Linked DNA regions of Homo sapiens: region 1 is linked to region 2. The links are chromatin contacts, found by POLR2A ChIA-PET in ENCODE. All regions are on one chromosome and are shown on one strand. The core of a region is the stretch at or near the end of the contact, and the rest is flanking DNA. Distances in the headings are between cores, read along the strand shown. Region 1 has its middle 18 kb from the start of ZFHX3-AS3. Region 2 overlaps ZFHX3 (zinc finger homeobox 3).

Region 1 (3,885 bases), core at 1,241-3,740, 230 kb after region 2:
CTTTAGCCCTGAAGATCATCTGGAAAGGCCTGAGGGATCAGAGCCCCTGGGCTGATAGCACCCAGCCTTTGATTACTCCAGTGTGCCAAACAAACAGAATCACTTTTATTGTGTGCAATGACTTGAGAAAGGTTGGGAAACGGGGTCATGGGCTTTGTGTTTATTTCAGATTTTACTTTGACACCCTGCCTCACCAAGTTTTCCTTTCCTTCTCTTTTCTCTCAACTGTAAGCACCAATTATTTGGCAAACAATCACAACTAACCAGAACTTAGCTCGACCCACATGTGCAAGGAGAAAGAGATCGGTTTTCAATAGTAGTTTGCTGAGGTAACTTCAATAGCATTTTGCAATATAATATGATAATTACCACTTTTTAGGGAAAGAAAAACACGTTAATAATCCTTTACCTACATCTCATGTAACTCTTTTGTTTTCTAATACTTGGCTGGTCCCCGCAGTTTGGGGACATTCAGGGGGTAAGTGCATGATAATAAGAACTACTTACTGCTGAAACTTGAAGGTGTATTTAAAACACGGGTGATGCTTTTGTGAATAGCCATGTTTTCTGTCTTTAATTTTAGTTGCTGTTTCTCCTAGTCTTGAGGTTTTGAAGTTTCTGGCTTTCTCCTTTATGGGCCCGGGTCCCATTTTTGCTCCAGTTGAGTGCAGATACATGTCTCAAATTCTGGCTGAACATCAGCTGTCCTCTCAGTTTTCAGAAGATGGCTCTCCTATTCCTTCCATAAGCTGCTTTGGTCTTTGTTCCCCGCTCCAATCTGTAAGCCATCTGCACCCTTTATTATTAAGAACATATTTACCAAGATTTCACAACTGTTTAATAGATACGTATCTTATTACATGTTTGATACACCTCATTAAACATATGATTCAATCGGTATTTATTTAACATCCAGTAAACACGGAGACCCCTCAGCCTAGATAGGGGGAAGGGGGAGGACCCCAGCTCAGTGTCAGTGTGCCCCTTTGTCCTATAGAAACTGCTCCGCACAGCCCAGTGCTTCATCTTTAACCCTTCAACACTCCAGCTCAAATGGGCTTGGGCCAAGAGTCAAAGTCGGGATGAAAGCCTAAACTGTAGCTTACACACAGTTCAGGCTCCCACTGGGGCTACCAGGCTGGATGCAGTCCACGTTCTCCTCATGCCATCTCAGCAACAGAGCCAAGTGTGAGCTATGGGGTGCCCTGTATTTCCAGCCCTACAGTGTGACTGTGAATTTTTTTTTTCGGTGACTTACGGTGTGGCCTTCAATACAATTCATTGCAAAAAAAAGGAGGAAGATTCCAAAATCTCCCAGCTGTTCTTTCAAACCAGACTAGATGCATCAGAGCCCTGTTAAATAAACTAGATATAGACCAGGATGCTCTCTGAGTCTATCCCTCTGCTTCGTTCTTCACTTGTCTAATCTTCATGACCCTTGATTCATGGTGTTGACCTCTTCACACATATCCCAGACATCTGAGTTCACTTCCCATGTGCTCGAGATCTCTTAGTGGTTTCAGTTATGATACACCTGAGTACTACATGGGGGGAAGCTCAAGACAGAAAATACAACTCAACACAAGAGCCTTTCTTCAAATGGAAATTTTCTGGCATGAGTTTCTCATCCCTGCCAGCTTCACTTTCTTCTAAAGCAGGGCTTTGGAGAAACATTACTCCATTGAAATGCTGAAGGCCTTTTTTTTTTTTTTTTTTTTTTTTTCTGTTGTTCAGGGTTTCCAGGATTCAGGGTGAAGAAATCCAAAGAAACCACACCAACTCCTCTGTGGGAAAACTTTTCCTTTAAGAAGGCCACAAGGCTTAGCCAAACAACTGATTACAAAGTATGGAACTGCAATGCTTTCTGTAGAGGGGGCAGGGGGCAATTTAGTTCTTAGTTCTTTGCCATAAATAACGGATTAAAAAGCTTAGCTGATGCTATAAATTAAAAATGTGAAACTAATTATACCAGTCCCATAAAAGCAAAACAACCAATTCATAACCAAAGTATGTGATGTGACAGCATCTACTGGGTATGACAGCTCTAGAGAAGCCGAGGAGACCCAGTAATCCTGCAAGAATCTGTCCTCCAGCCCAGAACCACAGGCCTACTTCCATGTTACAAAGCAAAACAGTAGTAGCTATGTTGTTCTCTCTACCCATTTTTCATGACAATGGCTTCATCCTTTCTCCACCCCTTCCATGCAGGCCCATTACTCAAAAGAAAGGCTCACCCATACCAAAAAGCACAGCTGCAGTTTTGCCAATTCAAACCAGATGGGTCTGAAAGGCAGCTGCTGCCAAGACTATAATTCAACTGGGAGTTCCTAAATGTTTCAACCAGCCATTTAATAATGTTCTATCTGGAGTTTTCTCCCTGTTCTAAATATATGAGTGAGGCCAACTTGGTAGGACCCTGCAGTTTCAGAAGAGTTCTCTGTGTTGCTCAATGGATTGTTTCCTTCTGTTTGACATGGCCCCATACTCAACGTATCACAAACTGCTGTGTTTTCTCCACCCCTAGCTTGTCCTCCCCCCGATGCTGAATGAATCACTGTTCACAACTGATCATGTCCTCTGTGTATAAGAATTATTCATTACACATTTTGCCTGTGACTTTGTGGTTCTTTGCATTAAAGGTGGAACTTATTTCCTCATTGTGTTGGTCTGTTGCTCAATCACATGACTTGACTTGGCTAATGGGGAGAGAGAGGTGTGTGTGTGTGCATGGACGTGTGTGTGTGTGCGTGTGTATGTGTATGCTGGGTCTACATGGAGACCTCAAGAAACACTGCATATTTCTGTTCATGCTTTTATACTCAGATGATCTCACATGAGAATGATATGATCTAGATAGTGATTGATCTGAGAAGAATGAGAAAGCACAACTAACTTGAACCCATCTTGCAATGTGGAGTCAAGCTCAGCTGATTCCAGTCAAGCACAGAAGAACCAAAGCAGGCCTATAGATACACAAGGGAAAAATAAATGCTTACTGTTTTAAGATGCTAAGTTTCGGGAAGCTTTGTTACACAGCATTATTGTGGCAGTCGCTGACAGATACACTTGCCACCTAAGTTATCTTTCCAAAACTGCCATGGGATTATGTTAGTCCCTTGATTTGTGGCTTCTTGCTGCTTACAGGTCAAGTCCAAACTCTGTGCCATGTCATTCAAGGTCCCCAGCAATCCAGCTCTAGTTTAAGCATCAGTTTCTCTGCAAATCCTTCCCCAACTGAATTGGTTCCCGTCCTCTGGGTTTCCAGAGTCCACCAGTGATCTGCTGCAACAGTACTTGTCAAACTGGATATCGCTAGTATTATATCCATCTCCCTCAAAAGACTGTGAACTCCAAAGTCAAGAGTCAACTCATTCATCTTTGTAGTCTCAGCATGAACCTATGGTAAACAAACTGAATTTACTTAGCAATGATTACAGCCTGCCTGATTTTGATAGGAAACACTGATAGATCATTTGACTACAAAAGACACAAATATTGTCCCAGCTACTCAGGAGGCTGAGGCGAGAGAATGGCCTGAACTCAGGAGGCTGAGCTTGCGGTGAGCTGAGATCGCGCCACTGCACTCCAGCCTGGGTGACCGAGCAAGAGTCCATCGCAAAAAAGAAAAAGAAAAAAAAAAAGGACTCAAATATTATCTGAACACTTTCAAAAAAGTAACTAGGACTCTGTCTCCCCTTCCTCTAATTTTCTAATTCAGGAGTTCAGCTTCCTGAACAACGGTCTGGGTTTCAGTAGGAGACAGATAGTGGTGCAAATATCCCTGAAGGTCGTAAAGACATGTTCCGAAAGCATGGCCGTGGTCCACTTAAGTTCTCCCTTAGGATTTCAGCCTGATCCTTGCTCTAATGTTGACCCACTGCCATT
Region 2 (4,159 bases), core at 434-2,933:
GGAAGCTGTGGCCATCGAGGGGTCGATATGCAGGCTGGAACCCGCCAAACATTTCTGATTAAGGGATTCACTCCAGCCTTCCTCTGAGCTCACACCATATACAATCTTCCCTCTGCACTGCTCTAAATCACTTCTTTTCAAATAACGCGGATTTCTGGATTCATTTCCAAGTGATCCTGATTGGAATTCAATTGCACTAACTGGGTCCCTGCAACAGGTCAGGGTTCACCCAGTCTTTCAATCTATAAAGGCAGGTATCATGTACATTAAGAGCCATGATTCCCCCACATTAATACATGTGTCAACACAATAAATAATTTCTCCAACAAAACTTATAACCATCAGCATATGCTATAAATTTAAATTGCAAAATCATCATAATTTTTCATCTTTATTCTTCACTGATAATTACTGACTGCATTTTTTAATACTGATGGCATCATCTTGATGAGGAAGCAGGCAATGAAATAAACTACGGTACTGGCTAGGCACAGAGATCACACTTACAATTCCAGCACTTTGGGAGGCCAAAGTGGGAGGATCACAGGAGCCCCTGAGTTTGAGACCAGCCTGGACAACATAGGGAGACCCCATCTCTACAAAAAATACAAATATTAGTAGGAAGTGGTGGTGCACACCTGTGGTCTCAGCTAAGAGAGGCCAAGGCAAGAGGATCACTTAGCCCAGAAGTTTGAGGCTGCGGTGAGCCAAGATCACATCACTGCACTCTTGGCCTGGGCAAGACAGCAAGACGCTGTCTCAAATTAAAAAAAAAAAAAAATTAAAACAGAGCCAGGTGCGGCTGTTCATGACTATAATACCAGCACCTTGGGAGGCCGAAGCGGGTGGATCACCTGAGGTCAGGAGTTTGAGACCAGCCAGGCCAAGGTGAAACCCTGTCTCTACTAAAAATACAAATATTAGCCAGGCGTGGTGCTGCATGACAGTAATCCAAGATACTCAGGAGGCTGAGGCAGGAGAATTGCTTGAACCCAGGAGGTGGAAGTTGCAGTGGGCCAAGATTGTGTCACTGCACTCCAGCCTGGGCGACAGACACTCTGTCTCAAAAAAAAAAAAAAGAAACCATGGCACTATCAAACTCCACCAGCCAATGCGAGAAGCAGGCTAAGAACACGCATACTAGGTAAGTGGACAGTGCACATGGATAAGTCAACAATCCTTCAGTTGCTTCAATGACAAAAACATACCACATACTTATTTCACTCATCTTTCCAGGGCAGAAGGAAGAAATAAGTGGGAAGAATATGGGCCAAATGAGTTAGCAGTAACAGGAGAAGCAAGATGCAGCACACAGAGTTCTACAGCCCAGGAAGAATTGCCAAAAGCTGAGTAATCCATTCCAGCTCCACCCTGCATGAATTTCCAGGTATCAAATTATATGTTAATTATGCGGACGCAGAGTTATATGTGGGGAAGTGGTGTTAGTCAGCACCCAAGGGGTGGAAATTCAGTAAAAATTTAGTTTTGTCAAGTATGTTTCATGCACAGGCCTGGGGCTCCTCTGGCTCAGGAAAAGAGAAAGCAGGAGTCAGGAGGCCCAGACCTTTCCCTAACAGGGTCCCACAGCCAATTCGCTGGCCCTCTCTAGACCAACTTTCCCGAATTATAAAATACCACAAGGTTTGGGTTTTTTTCCCCCCACCGTTTCTGTTCAAATCAAAAAGCGCTAAGTCCTGGCTGATTTCTGACTCAGCCAGTCAAAAGAGGGACACGCCTCCCTAACTGCAGGAGGGTGGGGAAGGGCAGCTGCACTCAGTCCGATGGAGGGGAAACCAGTAAACCCGTCCCTTGGCACTGTCACTTGGCAATTTCTGAGGTTTAAGACGACACGGCGTTCTCCCAGGTCCTGGCCTGTAAATGCCAGGGAAACGCATTGTACTTGTGAAGAGAGAGAACACAGAGTTTCGAAACTGCTCTAAAGCCCATGTCTCAGGCTGCAAGAACGTTATCAGTCTCACACATCGTGCCCCTGCCTCCAAGGCCCCCATCACCACATACTGATCTTGCCCTGATTTGAAGCGGGCGGGAGAGAGCTATGGGGAAGTCCAGGCCTGTCCCAGCCACGGATGGGACAAACAGACAGGAACTGAGTGCTGAAGACCTTGCTGTAGCTGCTGAGCGATCTTAAAAGGGATCCACCCTGGAGGAGCTGAGCACCCTCTTCTTTCCAGTTCTCCTCACTTTAAACGATTTTTGTCTAATAATGTACCCAACAGGCAGATATCAGAGAAGCACTAAACTAACACCTTGAAATGGGTCAATAATGGCTGGGCGCAGTGGCTCATGCCTGTAATCCCAGTACTCTGAGAGTCCGAGGCAGGTGGATCACTCGAGGCCAGGACTTCGAGACCAGCCTGAGCAACATGGCGAAACCCTGCCACTACTAAAATACAAAAATTAGCCGGGTGTGGCGGCACATGCCTGTAATCCCAGCTACTCGAGAGGCTGAGGTACAAGAATCGCTTAAACTCGGGAGGCGGAGGTTGCAGTGAACCAAGATCGCGTCACTGCACTCCAGCCTGGGTGACAGAGTGAGACCCTGTCTCAAAAAATAAAATTAAAAAAAAAAAAAGAGAGAGAAATGGGTTAATGACAAAGAAGTCCTATACACAGCATAGTATGTACTGTATAGCATTAGGATAATATAGTATAGCAGTCCCTTATCCGAGGCTTCATCTTCCATGACCTCAGTTACCCACATTACAGTACAGTAAGATATTCTGAGAGAGAGGAGAGACCATATTCCCATAACTGTCATTACAGGATATTGTTTTAATTGTTCTATTTTATTATTAGTTATCACTGTTAATCTCTTACTGTGCCTAATTTATAAATTAAATTTTATCATAGGCATGTAGGTAGAGAAAAAAACATAGTCTACCTAGGGTTTGATACTATCCTCCCTCTCAGACATTCCACTAAGTGTCTTGGAATGTCTCCCCAAGGATAAAGAGGGACTGCTGTCGTGGCTAGGAGTATATGCTCTGAGCTGGCATCCCAGCGCAGAGGCCATTTAACAGCAGCAAATTTGCTACAGACTTTGGGCCTCAAGTTCATCACTCATATGATGGGTGTAGGATCATCTTTACCCCATAGGGTTGTAAGGATTAATGAGACAGTGAAGTATTTAGCACAGTAGATGCTTAATAGGGGTTAGCTATTAATGCTTATATTAATATTTATTAACATTTATACAGACAAAGAACATGTTCTCATGTCATTTGCATAGCAATCCAACAAAGGCCGTATTCTCACTTTTGAGGCTCAGAGAAGCAGAGAGACTTGTCCATGGTCACACACAAGTACTCAGACTTCCAGGCCAGTGTCTTTTCCATCATCTTTTTTCAGGGTGTTTCACCCACGCAACACTGGCCAGGGGCTAGATGGTTCCAGGTGGGAGTGGGTGAACTTTGTACATTCTGGTCATTAGCCAGTCAATGTTTATCTGAGCCAATCCAACCAGCACGAGCCTGTGATTCCTCAGACACAATTGCTCGGGATGATGCTAAGGTGGGTATTTGTGGTTATAACGGAGGATCCCGTGAAAAGAAAAATGTAAAGCAAATAATACAGTATAGGCAGTACAAAGAAACAACAGAAATGATGCCCTGAGTTGGGGGCAGAGGGGTCTCTTCCACTCTCAGAGGCTGTCGCCGAACTGATCTTTCTCACATAGTCAACCATTAAAAGTCCCCAACCCACAGGTCCTAGTTTCTTCTAAGTATCCATCTCCCTCCTTGCTAGAGCAGAGCCTCCAAAATGAAAGCGTTTCTCCGCCTTCCTCCAGGCCTCCTGAGAAAGGTTATGAGATGGGTTATCAGCCTCTCTGACCTCTGCAGCCATCAACAGCACTTCTGCCTCTCCCATCCCCCACAGCGAGGATCCTACAGCCCAGAGCCAGCTTCCCTGCCTTCCCCCATTAATGCCTTTCCCCTCCAACAGCTATCACAAGAGGGCTGTTTAGTGAGAGGACCTCCGGCTGACCTTTGCTGACAGGCTCCAAGCTCTCCCTGTAAACGGATCTAATGTGAGGCTGGGTAATTAGCAACCAAGTAGTAATTGCAGCTTCTAACTATGCTCGGCCAAGATTGCAAAAATTCCCTAGGGGGGTGCCTCCTAGGGATCCCAACCCACACAA

Evidence for each region. ChIA-PET counts read pairs that join two places held with the same protein, here RNA polymerase II (POLR2A).
Region 1: POLR2A ChIA-PET joins it to region 2 with 10 read pairs in BJ. The contact joins two enhancer-like sites. POLR2A ChIA-PET finds 5 or more read pairs at or near these places in 5 of 52 experiments (AG04449, BJ, MCF 10A and 2 more).

Annotation. Positions count from the first base shown.
Region 1 is chr16:73,213,146-73,217,030 of GRCh38, forward strand. It overlaps a transcript of ZFHX3 not described here. Among named protein-coding and RNA genes, the nearest start is that of ZFHX3-AS3, 18 kb to the right of the region's middle. Within about 2 kb of position 2,491, at least 5 of the 41 ENCODE cell types and tissues checked have a DNase peak (open chromatin) inside an H3K27ac peak, as active enhancers do.
Region 2 is chr16:72,988,413-72,992,571 of GRCh38, forward strand. All of the region lies in intron 1 of ZFHX3 (zinc finger homeobox 3), which reads right to left. Among named protein-coding and RNA genes, the nearest start is that of ZFHX3, 58 kb to the right of the region's middle. Within about 2 kb of position 1,684, at least 26 of the 41 ENCODE cell types and tissues checked have a DNase peak (open chromatin) inside an H3K27ac peak, as active enhancers do.